Regions from separate parts of the Homo sapiens genome. Here region 1 is linked to region 2. Evidence: read pairs that join two places in POLR2A ChIA-PET (ENCODE). Cell type or tissue: MCF 10A. All regions are shown on one strand. Region 1 overlaps EXOSC7 (exosome component 7). Region 2 overlaps TGM4 (transglutaminase 4).

The links. Peaks named below come from ENCODE experiments on the same cell type or tissue, not always from the same donor. Only the 100,000 strongest peaks of a DNase experiment are listed, where the experiment ranks them.
Region 1: POLR2A ChIA-PET joins it to region 2 with 5 read pairs; 2 of 35 experiments call an interaction of 5 or more read pairs at or near these places.

Annotation. Positions count from the first base shown.
Region 1 is chr3:44,991,105-44,996,104 of GRCh38, forward strand. All of the region lies in intron 3 of EXOSC7 (exosome component 7), which reads left to right. Among named protein-coding and RNA genes, the nearest start is that of EXOSC7, 17 kb to the left of the region's middle. In MCF 10A, a CTCF peak has its summit at 1,672 (motif pointing right); DNase peaks (open chromatin) are centred at 2,487 and 4,547.
Region 2 is chr3:44,883,610-44,888,609 of GRCh38, forward strand. TGM4 (transglutaminase 4) reads left to right here. Exons shown (of 14, transcript NM_003241.4): 2 at 1,716-1,889; 3 at 4,080-4,186. Among named protein-coding and RNA genes, the nearest start is that of TGM4, 12 kb to the left of the region's middle. RefSeq lists enhancers at 285-962, 1,988-2,282. In MCF 10A, no CTCF peak of the experiment used is centred here; DNase peaks (open chromatin) are centred at 612, 2,152 and 3,142.

The DNA of each region.
Region 1 (5,000 bases), 110 kb after region 2:
CCTGTGAATCTTTGCTCATTTTACTTCATGCAGCCTATGGAAGCCAGCTTTGGAGGGCTGCTCTTGGGGAGTCCAAGAACTATCCATGTTCATTTTTCTGGTCAGTTTTTTTTCCAGCCCATTCCTGTCCCCTACTCTGGTCCCCCAAGTCGTCTCTCCTGGTTCTGCTCATCTTCTCTCACCAGCCTGAGTTGTCCCATGGAATTGGCCCATCCTTTAAGTCACTGTGGATGATGGTGACCTTGTTCAAGCCCCCAACTTATCTTTTCCTTTGTTCTTGGAGGAAGCAGAATGCCTCTGGTGGCCTTGATCTGCCTAATTCAATGCAGTAAGCAGTCACTGAGGAGCAGACAATGTGTGAGGAACTGTAATTTGCTTTCTTTTTCATCTCCTTCATTACCTTCTACCTCATTCATTTTAGGCAGACCAAAGACATTCAGCCCAACCACACCAAAGAGAGGGTGTTGCCCTCAGATGCTTGGTATAGGGGATACGTTTCATTGTGGCTCTGTGTCTAAATATGACTCCAAGTTAGCCTGCTGCTCTTATCCCTTTCTTGTCCCAGCTGTAAAGGATGAGTGACTCTAGTGTGAGAGGATTCTTTGAGTTGCCTCTTCCCAAGATCTGGCTTCTAGAAGTAGCCTATCTTTCCTGGCTTAGAGTGGCTGCCTGCTGGTCTCTTTTCCTCCTCTGTGGGTCTCAAAAGGATCCCCACAGGCCCAAGAGCTCCAGTATCTAGGTAGTTCTCCTGAATTGATTTCTCAAGATGGACAGTCTCAAAGTGGCACACTTTACCTTCTTTAAGTGGCTCAGCTAATGTAATCAGCCGGGCAAGTAGAATCACCATGAGAGAGTCACAAAACCCCATTTCCTACAGAGATGGGAGAGGTTACCAAGCACTGATCGCTGCCACCTGTATCAGAACCTCAATTGAGTCTTCAAGGAGCATAATTATTTTAATTGCATAAACAAGTGTGTCCTTTTATTCTGAATCAGTGAATAGGAATGGCTTCTGGACACCCGTGGATGTGCCCAGCAATAAGGGTGCCACACACCCACTCCCACCTGGACTCCAGGCATAGGGCCTCTGCTGGAGAGCTCAAGGCATTTGCCTATCCACAGGCTGAAACATAGTTGCTGCCCAGTGGAAGGAAATAAATTGGTGGTGATGGTGGTGGTGATGGTGGTGAGGGTTTCTTCTGCTGCTCTGAGTCTAGTTTGATTTAACTTCTTGTTAGCAACTTCCAGTTTTAATTAAATTGCCAGGGGTAGAGAGGTCTCAGAAAACTAATTGATTTTCTGCCAACCCATTTCACTTGGTTTTGTCTACTTGGGATGATAATACATGGAGCCAAGATAGACACTGTCGCCACCTCCATAATTTACCCTGTTTCTTGGGAATGACGAAAAATCTTTGATATAGCCCTCACAGCCCTTTGGAAAGACTGCTGCACTGACCCTGAGCCCTGTTCCAGAGATGCCTGGCAGCACTGTCACTAAACTGGGAGCAAAATCTGACCTTTTCATGTCTTTGGTTTGCTGGTTGTAGCTGAGAGTAGGCTATTTTAAATGAGAATTTGGAAACTTTAGGAAAAGGTGGTTTCTATCTAAAGCCCAAAGGAAGGGAAGATTTTAGTGAGCTGGTGTGTCACCCTGCGCTGCCACTAGGCGGCGAGCCATCAAGTTGCTTCTCAGTTCTCCGACCATTGTGTTGATGGGTTTAGGACTGTGGTTTAACCTCTTAGAGAGGCTTGGGTTTTTAACTAGGGGAGTTTAGGAGAACATTTTTCATTCATAAATGTTTCAGAATACTCCGCACTTGTCACTTCCCTTTGGGATCTTAACTATTTTTCAATGTGAACACTTGTATTTTTCACTAAAATTGAACCAGAATCTTCAAGCCTGCATTGGTGGTTGGAGTCACTATATCTGGGTTCCTTGCCTGCTTAGTGCTGCTAAAGGGGACACTGTTCCTGGCTGAGGGGCTGGGGGTGGGTACAAAGCAGAGAGGCAACCTGCAGAAGCCTTTTGAGGCTAATTGTAATCAAAGTCTCCCAAGCTGATGAGATAACTCTCGCAGACACTTCAAACAAAGGCTTGTGATGAAAACCTCAGAATATACTTACTATTGGTCTGGTACCCATTTACAGGGAGGCTTCTACAGGCTCAGACATGAGCACATGTACACTCAGAGGAATCAGCCTTAGGGCCTGTGTTGGGGCTAGATGACTACTGGAGGGGTAAGGCCCAGGTCAGCCCTGCCTAGGTACCCACTAGATCACTTTTTCTGCTGTGGGCCTGGCCTGACCTGGACGTAAGACTTCATAGATTTGTAGGCTAGATTGATTGCCAGGCAAGCAACAGTGGGCCCAGTGTCTAGAGTCCCTTTCCAGGTAGGCATGGCCTTGATCTCAGCCTACCCCAGTTAAACCAGAGATGTTCCAAGCAGGAGGGTAGAGGTGATGAGTCAGAAGGGGTGGAGAGCTGGGAGGGGTAGCATTCCCAGGATCTTAATTAGTTTATCCAGCTCAGTAAACAATTTCCCACAACTCTGGAAGAGGGACTGGTCATGCTTTATGAAGGGTCAGAATTGGTTTTGGTAAATGCAGAAAGCATTTGGTTTTATGCCCAAAAGACCAAGTGTGTACACCCCCCACTGAAGGAGTAGATTGTGATGCATATGAGCAGGCAGCTACAATTACCAGCCTGTGTTTTCTTTCTCTCTCTAACAGAGCAGAGCAGCTTTTTATTTAGGGCTTCCTTGGTCAACATTCCTTGACTCCAACATTTGTTGTCTAGTGATAAGTTCCAAGACCAAAGCATACATTCATTTCCCTGAGGCAAAAGGTAAAACCAAGGAAAGTGAACCTGACTAATGTTAGACTATAAACCAAGCTTGCCAAATTACAGATTCAAGGAGAGTACAGGGAAGCATAGAAGATAAGGGCCAGGCTGCCTGGGTTAGAATTTTAGCTTACCAGGCACAGTCATCATGTGGCCTTGGACAAATTACATAACCTCTCTGTGACTCAGTTTTCTTGTTTCTAGAATGGAATCCATACCTCCTAGGGTTGTTGTGAACATTAAATGAGTTAATACACCTAAAGTACTAAGAGTGGTGTCTAGCTCATGCTAAACATTAAAAAAAAAAAAAAAAAGATAAGGTCTCCCTTCTTGTAAAATGAGAGAGTTAGACCATCTGGGGTTTCACAGTGTCATCCCACAGGTCAGATCCCACCTGGGAGATTTTTGTTTCATGTAGGGATTTTTTTTTTTTTTAAGGTGGACCTTAAATCAGGGCTAGAAAGTTTGCCACAGCTTCCATCATTCTCTATTAGTTATATGTGGCCCTTTGTTCAGATACATGTAGTAACCTTGCTGACCCCTATAGCCATTTGGGTTTTTATCCTCTGGAGATGGTCTCTAAGGCCTTTTCCAGGTCTACATTTCTGTCTAAATTTGTCAGAAAGAGTCCTTGGGCTGTGAGTGCCCAGTAGTGAAGTGGAATCCTCATTTCTCTATTCCAGCCTTTGTCTTCACACATCAGCAGAATATGGGGTCTGTGGCTTTCTTATGTTGCTTAAAGCATTGTACCCCATCCCCCACCCTGAACAATTGCTTTCCGTTTTCCTAGCCTCCTCCCCAGAGTCACTGCACAGCTATGGCACCATCCAGTTACAGGAGAGTTCCTTGGGCTCATGAGTCTCTAAACCTTCCTCTCTGTCTGACTGCTGGCTATGGTGGAAGAATGGGTGTGTGTGTGTGTGTGTGTGTGTGTGTGTGTGTGTGTGTGTGTGTGTGTTTTAAGCCATTTAAAAATAGGTAAAAATTTCCACTTTAACCCAGTGTCAAAAAAAAACCAGTGGGGCATGGGTTTGTTGTTGTTGTTGTTATTTTGAGACGGAGTTTCACTCTTGTTGACCAGGCTGGAGTGCAGTGGTGCGATCTCAGCTCACTGCAACCTCTGCCTCAGGTTCAAGTGATTCTTGTGCCTCAGCCTCCTAAGTAGCTGGGATTACAGGCATGTGCCACCACGCCCAGATAATTTTTGTATTATTAGTAGAGACGGGGTTTCTACATGTTGGTCAGGCTGGTCTCGAACCCCCGACCTCAGGTGATCCACCCGCCTTGGCCTCCGAAAGTGCTGGGATTGCAGGCGTGAGCCACCACGCCTGGCCAGGGGCATGCATGGTTTTATAGGTAGATTAATTTAGACAGTTGGACCTGGGAAGCTCTATAAATCATCTCCCAAGGCTGTAGAAGAGTTAGTGCATTAATCCCAAAGAAATTAGTCACACCCAGGAGGATGTGCCCACTACATTCAGGGAAAGGTAAACATTTTGAGTGTAAGCATCTCTGGCTGGATTTGTGTACACAGAAATCTCTGTAGATGTATTTTTAAGCACTTAAGACCTGGGACTTAATATTGATTGCTTAGTGTTTAAATTAGAAACAGGTTGTGTTTTGCTGGCTGTGCAAAGTAAAAACCTGGTCCCTGTTGACTTGATTATTTCACCATAAATGAGCTGCTTTTCTTGGCTCAGTGCCTGAGTCCAGCAAAGGCAGGGAACAGCGAGGTTGCTATGGCAGTAATGAAGTCTCTCTTGGGGACTTTAAAGGGGATTCTGCTGGCTCACAGTGGTAAAGGAGGAGTACATAATTAGAGAGGCAAAATTTTATGTAACAACATAGTCTGATTAATTTGGGATTCATTCTTCCACCTATATTACTAAGTGAGATTTCTTTTAGTGTTACACAAATAGGGTGGGCACTGCCATGGGCGTTCACACAGGTTTTGCTTTGCCTGGAATCTTCCTGCCTCTCTGGCCTGACCAGCTCTGCTCATCCCAGGTTTGAGGTCGCCTTTAAACCTGAATGCTAATTGACACTCCTGTGCCCCTACTCCCGCTTCTACCTCACTGTTTGCTCCCTATGGTGAAACTCCCCTACCTCACTGGAACTGCTGGCTTTGGGTCTGCATCCACCTCACTTAGTCTCTA
Region 2 (5,000 bases):
CTGGGAAGGTAGGTCTGTCTGCCAGGTGGGCCTCCCTGCTGGAGGCAGCAGGTTCCCAGGCCCTGTGCGCAGTGTGAAGGGAAGGCCACTTGCTGGGACTTGCCTTCCTGGAGAACACTTGTCCAGACCCCAATCCCAAAGCCACTCCAGCAAGAATGAGCTGTGCTGTCTCCAAACACATCACTGGCCGCATCCCCAAGGTAGGCATCTGATGTGGGCGTGACCACTCCACCTATTTTGTAGTCATGAAAGCCCAGTTTCCATGGCTGGCCTCCTTGATCTCTGCAGAGGATGGGTTTCCTCTGTGGGTGAGCCCTCAGGAGCAGAGGAAGGTCCCTGCATCTCACCTCACTTTACCTCACAGGCCACAGCGGGGCTTCCTAATCTAGGGGTTCTCCATATGTGCCTCCCTGGGCCAGCAGCACAGCGTCATCAAGGAAGCTGCTGGAGAGGCAAATTCTCAGCCACACCCCAGATGTGCTGAATCAGAAACTCAGGGTGGGTCTGGCAGTCTGTGTTTTACCATGCCCTCTGCACACTCGAATTGCCTGGAAAGCTTTGAAAACATAGAGGCTCAGCCCCACTCAGAACAATTGTATCAGAATCGCTGGGGGAGAACATAAGTAGTTTTACAACCCCCAGGTGGTTTCAGCATGCAGCCAAAACACATTTCCCTTCATGACTCATGAGCCTGGGAATGGTTTGAATTTTAGATAAAGGGGAGGGGTTTGGGTCTCAAGCTGAGGTAATACGAAATGTCATTATAACAGACACATGGTGAGAAATACATGTGCTACAGAAAAGGGTGTATTATGCATGTGGAGATTATTTCTTTTACTGAATGTACTTTTCACTTTAGCATTGAAGAAAAAAATCCCCTGTTTTTTTTGGGGGGGATGGAGTCTCACTCTGTCACCCATTCTGGAGTGCAGTGGCTTGATCTCGGCTCCTGATCTCAGGTGATGCGCCGCCCCCACAGCCTCCCAAAGTGCTGGGATTAGAGGCGTGAACCACTGCACCTGGCCTTAAAAATCCCATTTATAATGCAAGTAGTCTTGGCCTCAGATCATGGGAGCTCCTTGGTGCTTCCTCCTCAATTTGGATAAAAAGGCTTCACCCCAGCCACTTTGCACCCCACCCTTCTCTTCAGGATGTGAACTCTCACCTCAGGATGGTGTCTGACTTGAAGCTGATGGGAGTCTGGGCTGAACAGGAAGGGGAGCAATCCCAGGGCTCATCTGTTCCCTCCTCAGTTTGCCCGCTCCCCTCTTTCCCTTCAGCTTTTGTGTTGATTGACGGAGAACACCCTGGCACCAGGTTTGTTCCTGAGGCCATGTCTGCAGAGAGGGGGAGTTGGGGTGGGAAACTTGCCTAACAGCCACTCACAGACTCACCCTGTTTGAAACTCAGTTTCCTCACCTGTAAGATGGGCGTGCACTTACCTATTTTGCGGGGTTACATGACTAAGCACTTGAGTCCACTGCTCTCAGCTCATCCCCATGTAATCCCACAAGGTAGGTATGTGCACACCAGTCTTACAGGTGAAGAAACTGAGTCTCAGACAGATTCATAACCAGCTGGAGGTGGAGCAGGGATGCCCGACTCTAAAGCCCAGCTCCACCTCAATGCACTCTCAGATTTTGAACCCAGAAAGAGGTGATCAGGGAATAAACATTCTCTGTGCTCTCTTTCCACATGTGCTGCGTTGCTGACAGAGCTGCAAGTTCTCCACATTGACTTCTTGAATCAGGACAACGCCGTTTCTCACCACACATGGGAGTTCCAAACGAGCAGTCCTGTGTTCCGGCGAGGACAGGTGTTTCACCTGCGGCTGGTGCTGAACCAGCCCCTACAATCCTACCACCAACTGAAACTGGAATTCAGCACAGGTGAAGCCTCGGGGCCCTACTCATGGGGCTTTGGGGAGGGATCACAAGTGTCTGTGGATGCTGGAGTGGCCCTTTCTGGTCAGTCTGAGCCAGGAGTGCCTTACCCTCCCTGATCCCCAGTTTCTCCATCTGTAATGTGGGAATAATAGCGGGTGTGAAGAGAATAGAATGGGAAGCTCAGTCAGGACCTGGCACATAGTGAGGCTCTGATTCCTTGGCTAAGCAGGGGAGGGGCCAGAGCAGAGAGAGGAGGTGACTCAGCGGGCATCTGCCGTGGTGGGGTCTGGAACATTTTGTAGAGATGAATCATAGGACTGAGGTATGCTGATGCCATAGCGGGGTGGGCTGGAGGCAAGCCAATAATAATGATTAAAATATCATATTTTGGTTGCAAAGATAATAGGAAATGGCTCATGCATTTGTTATAGCTAGGTAAATATATGTGCATAAGTACAACTAGGGGAAGAGAGAAAATGTATTAGATTTTGTGACAGGTGGTGGGATAATGGAGGAGGGTCTTACTTCTTTAATGTTGTTTTTAAGTTTTAAAAATAGATCAAGTAAGCTGGGCATGGCAGCTCATGCCTGTAATCCCAGCATTTTGGGAGGCCGAGGCAGGCAGATCACCTGAGGTCAGGAGTTCGAGATCAACCTGGCCAACATGGTGAAACCCTGTCTCTACTAAAAATACAAAAATTAGCTGGGCATAGTGGCAGGTGCCTGTAATCCCAGCTATTCGGGAGGCTGAGGTAGAATTGCTTGAACCTGGGAGGTGGAGGTTGCAGGGAGGCAAGATAGTGTCATTGCACTTCATCCTGGCGACAAGAGTGAAACTCCGTCTCAAAAAAAAATTAGATCAGGTAGATCTACTTTACAAGATGGCATACAATAGCACTTCCTGGGAGAGCGCTCCTTTTGCTCCTTCTCTGAGTGAACAACAGGCTTAGGGTCTCCTCCAACGTGCTGGTGGAGATCAGTCAGAACAGCCTCCATTCCCTTCATCCAAGATGAAATAAGCACCTACTGTGTGCCATGCCATGAGCTACCTGCTCAACGCATGGACTGGGACCGTGCTGTTGCTGACTTCAGTGACTTTATAGTACCCCTGGGTCCATGTGCATTCCCTCACCCAAAATTTCCTGAGTACTTGCCACATGCCAGGTGTTGCACTGAGCACTCTCCATGTATGACATAGTGTGAATCACTCACTCAACAAATATTTGTTGAGTACCTACTCTGTGCCAGGGAACCCAGAGGTAAAGCAGTTCCTGCCTCCTAGACTTGACTGTACTAGCAGAGAGAGCAGTAAACAAACAAAAGTGCAAGATAATTTCAGACAGGGCCAGATATGATGAAGAAACCAAAAACAAGAGGCTCCTCCAGCAAGACAGAAAGCAGCAGGTCAGGGCGGGGCTGACTCTGTCGGTGCTGACTCTGTCAGGGTTGGAAGGGCTTCCCTGGGAAGTGACCCTGCTGAGACCCACGTCCCACCATGTGAAGAGCTGAGAGCAGGGTGTTCCCAGCCATGAGCACGGCAAGTGCCAGGGCCCTGAGGAGACAACACTTGTGTCACATGCTCTTTGTCATGAGCTAACTCTCTGGGGACCAGAAACCCAGTCATGACAGGGAGGAAAGTGGGGAGCTGGGGAGAAGCCTCACTGAGGGCCACCTGTGGGCTATGGAAAGAGGTTGGATTTGATTCTAGTAGTCCCTGGAGCTCATGACATAAACTGACCGACCTTTCAAACAAGATCCTGCAACAGCTTGCAGGGTAGGCGGTGGCATCTGCCTCCTCCAGACGAGGAGTGAAGGTTAAGCAGTTCCCCTGCATTGCGTGGAGTGAACAAGCATGTTGGTCTGTGGCACGAGCCAGCAGGGTTAAACAAATGGTAACTCGAATGAGCATGTGACAGAGGCAGGAGCTCTAGGGAGACCTGGATCTGATGGGTAAAAAGGGAGGACGTGGAGAGGAGGCAGGAAGCTCATCTAAATTGAACAGAAAACTAAAACTGGACATGTGGGGCAGAAGGAGGCCCCTGCAGAATTAGAGGGGCTGGAGCCAGGGGACAAATGAGCCTGGAAAGGAGGGGTGGGGGCTCCATGAGTGGGCAGTAGGTGGGCCCGAACCAGAGGAGATTGTCTTGGGGGTGGCCCATGGCTGGGCCAATGTTTTCCTTTGGGTGTCTCCAGGGCCGAATCCTAGCATCGCCAAACACACCCTGGTGGTGCTCGACCCGAGGACGCCCTCAGACCACTACAACTGGCAGGCAACCCTTCAAAATGAGTCTGGCAAAGAGGTGAGCACCCACTGGGCTGGCGGGTGGGCTGGCTGGCTTCTGGCGGAATGCTCCTAATGTGAGCAGCCCCTATCCCCTTCCTCACCTGTCAGCTGGTAACATGGTTTAAAGCCATCCACAGCACAGCATGATAGAGGGGCCATGGCTCCAAATGTCTGTTTCCCCACTCAGCCTCCTCCAAGCACACAGTATCGCTGTGGCCAAACCTCCTACATGTCACCCTTCCCCTTTCCATTTCAAAGGGAACAATGTTCACTGGAGGACATGAGCGGAGAGAAGTACATAAAAATAACCCATGGTTCCACCAACTAAGTTACCCATCCTTCCTTCCAGGCTTTTTCTGTGTCATGGTCAAATACAAAATGGGGGTCCATCTCATGCTTCACTCACTTGACAAGACCTAATGGATGTTTTCCACAGTGGCTTCTGCCCGAGTGTGTGGCTTACGGTGGCTGGTTTTCCACCCTTTTTGGGAGCACTGGGTGTTCACAGTTGTCTCCAATCTTCCAGTGTTGTAAAGAACCATGTCTCGGCCAGATCTTTGGACTGGTTTATGGATATTTCCTTGGGCTAAATTCCTAGAAGTTTAATGCTAAGCTAATGCCATGATTTAAAAATGGCAACTACATTGGGTTTTTGTGGAAGCAGAATCTGCTGGTGGAAATGAGATGAATGGGCCAGCTGCTGCTGGAATCCTCGCTAGTGCCCCGGCCTCTTCCTTCCTCTCCCTCCCATCCAGATCCCAGACTCTCAACCCCAATTTTGCATCTGAGTGTTTTTCAGGGTATCATGAAAATCTCTCCTGAGGTGGGCA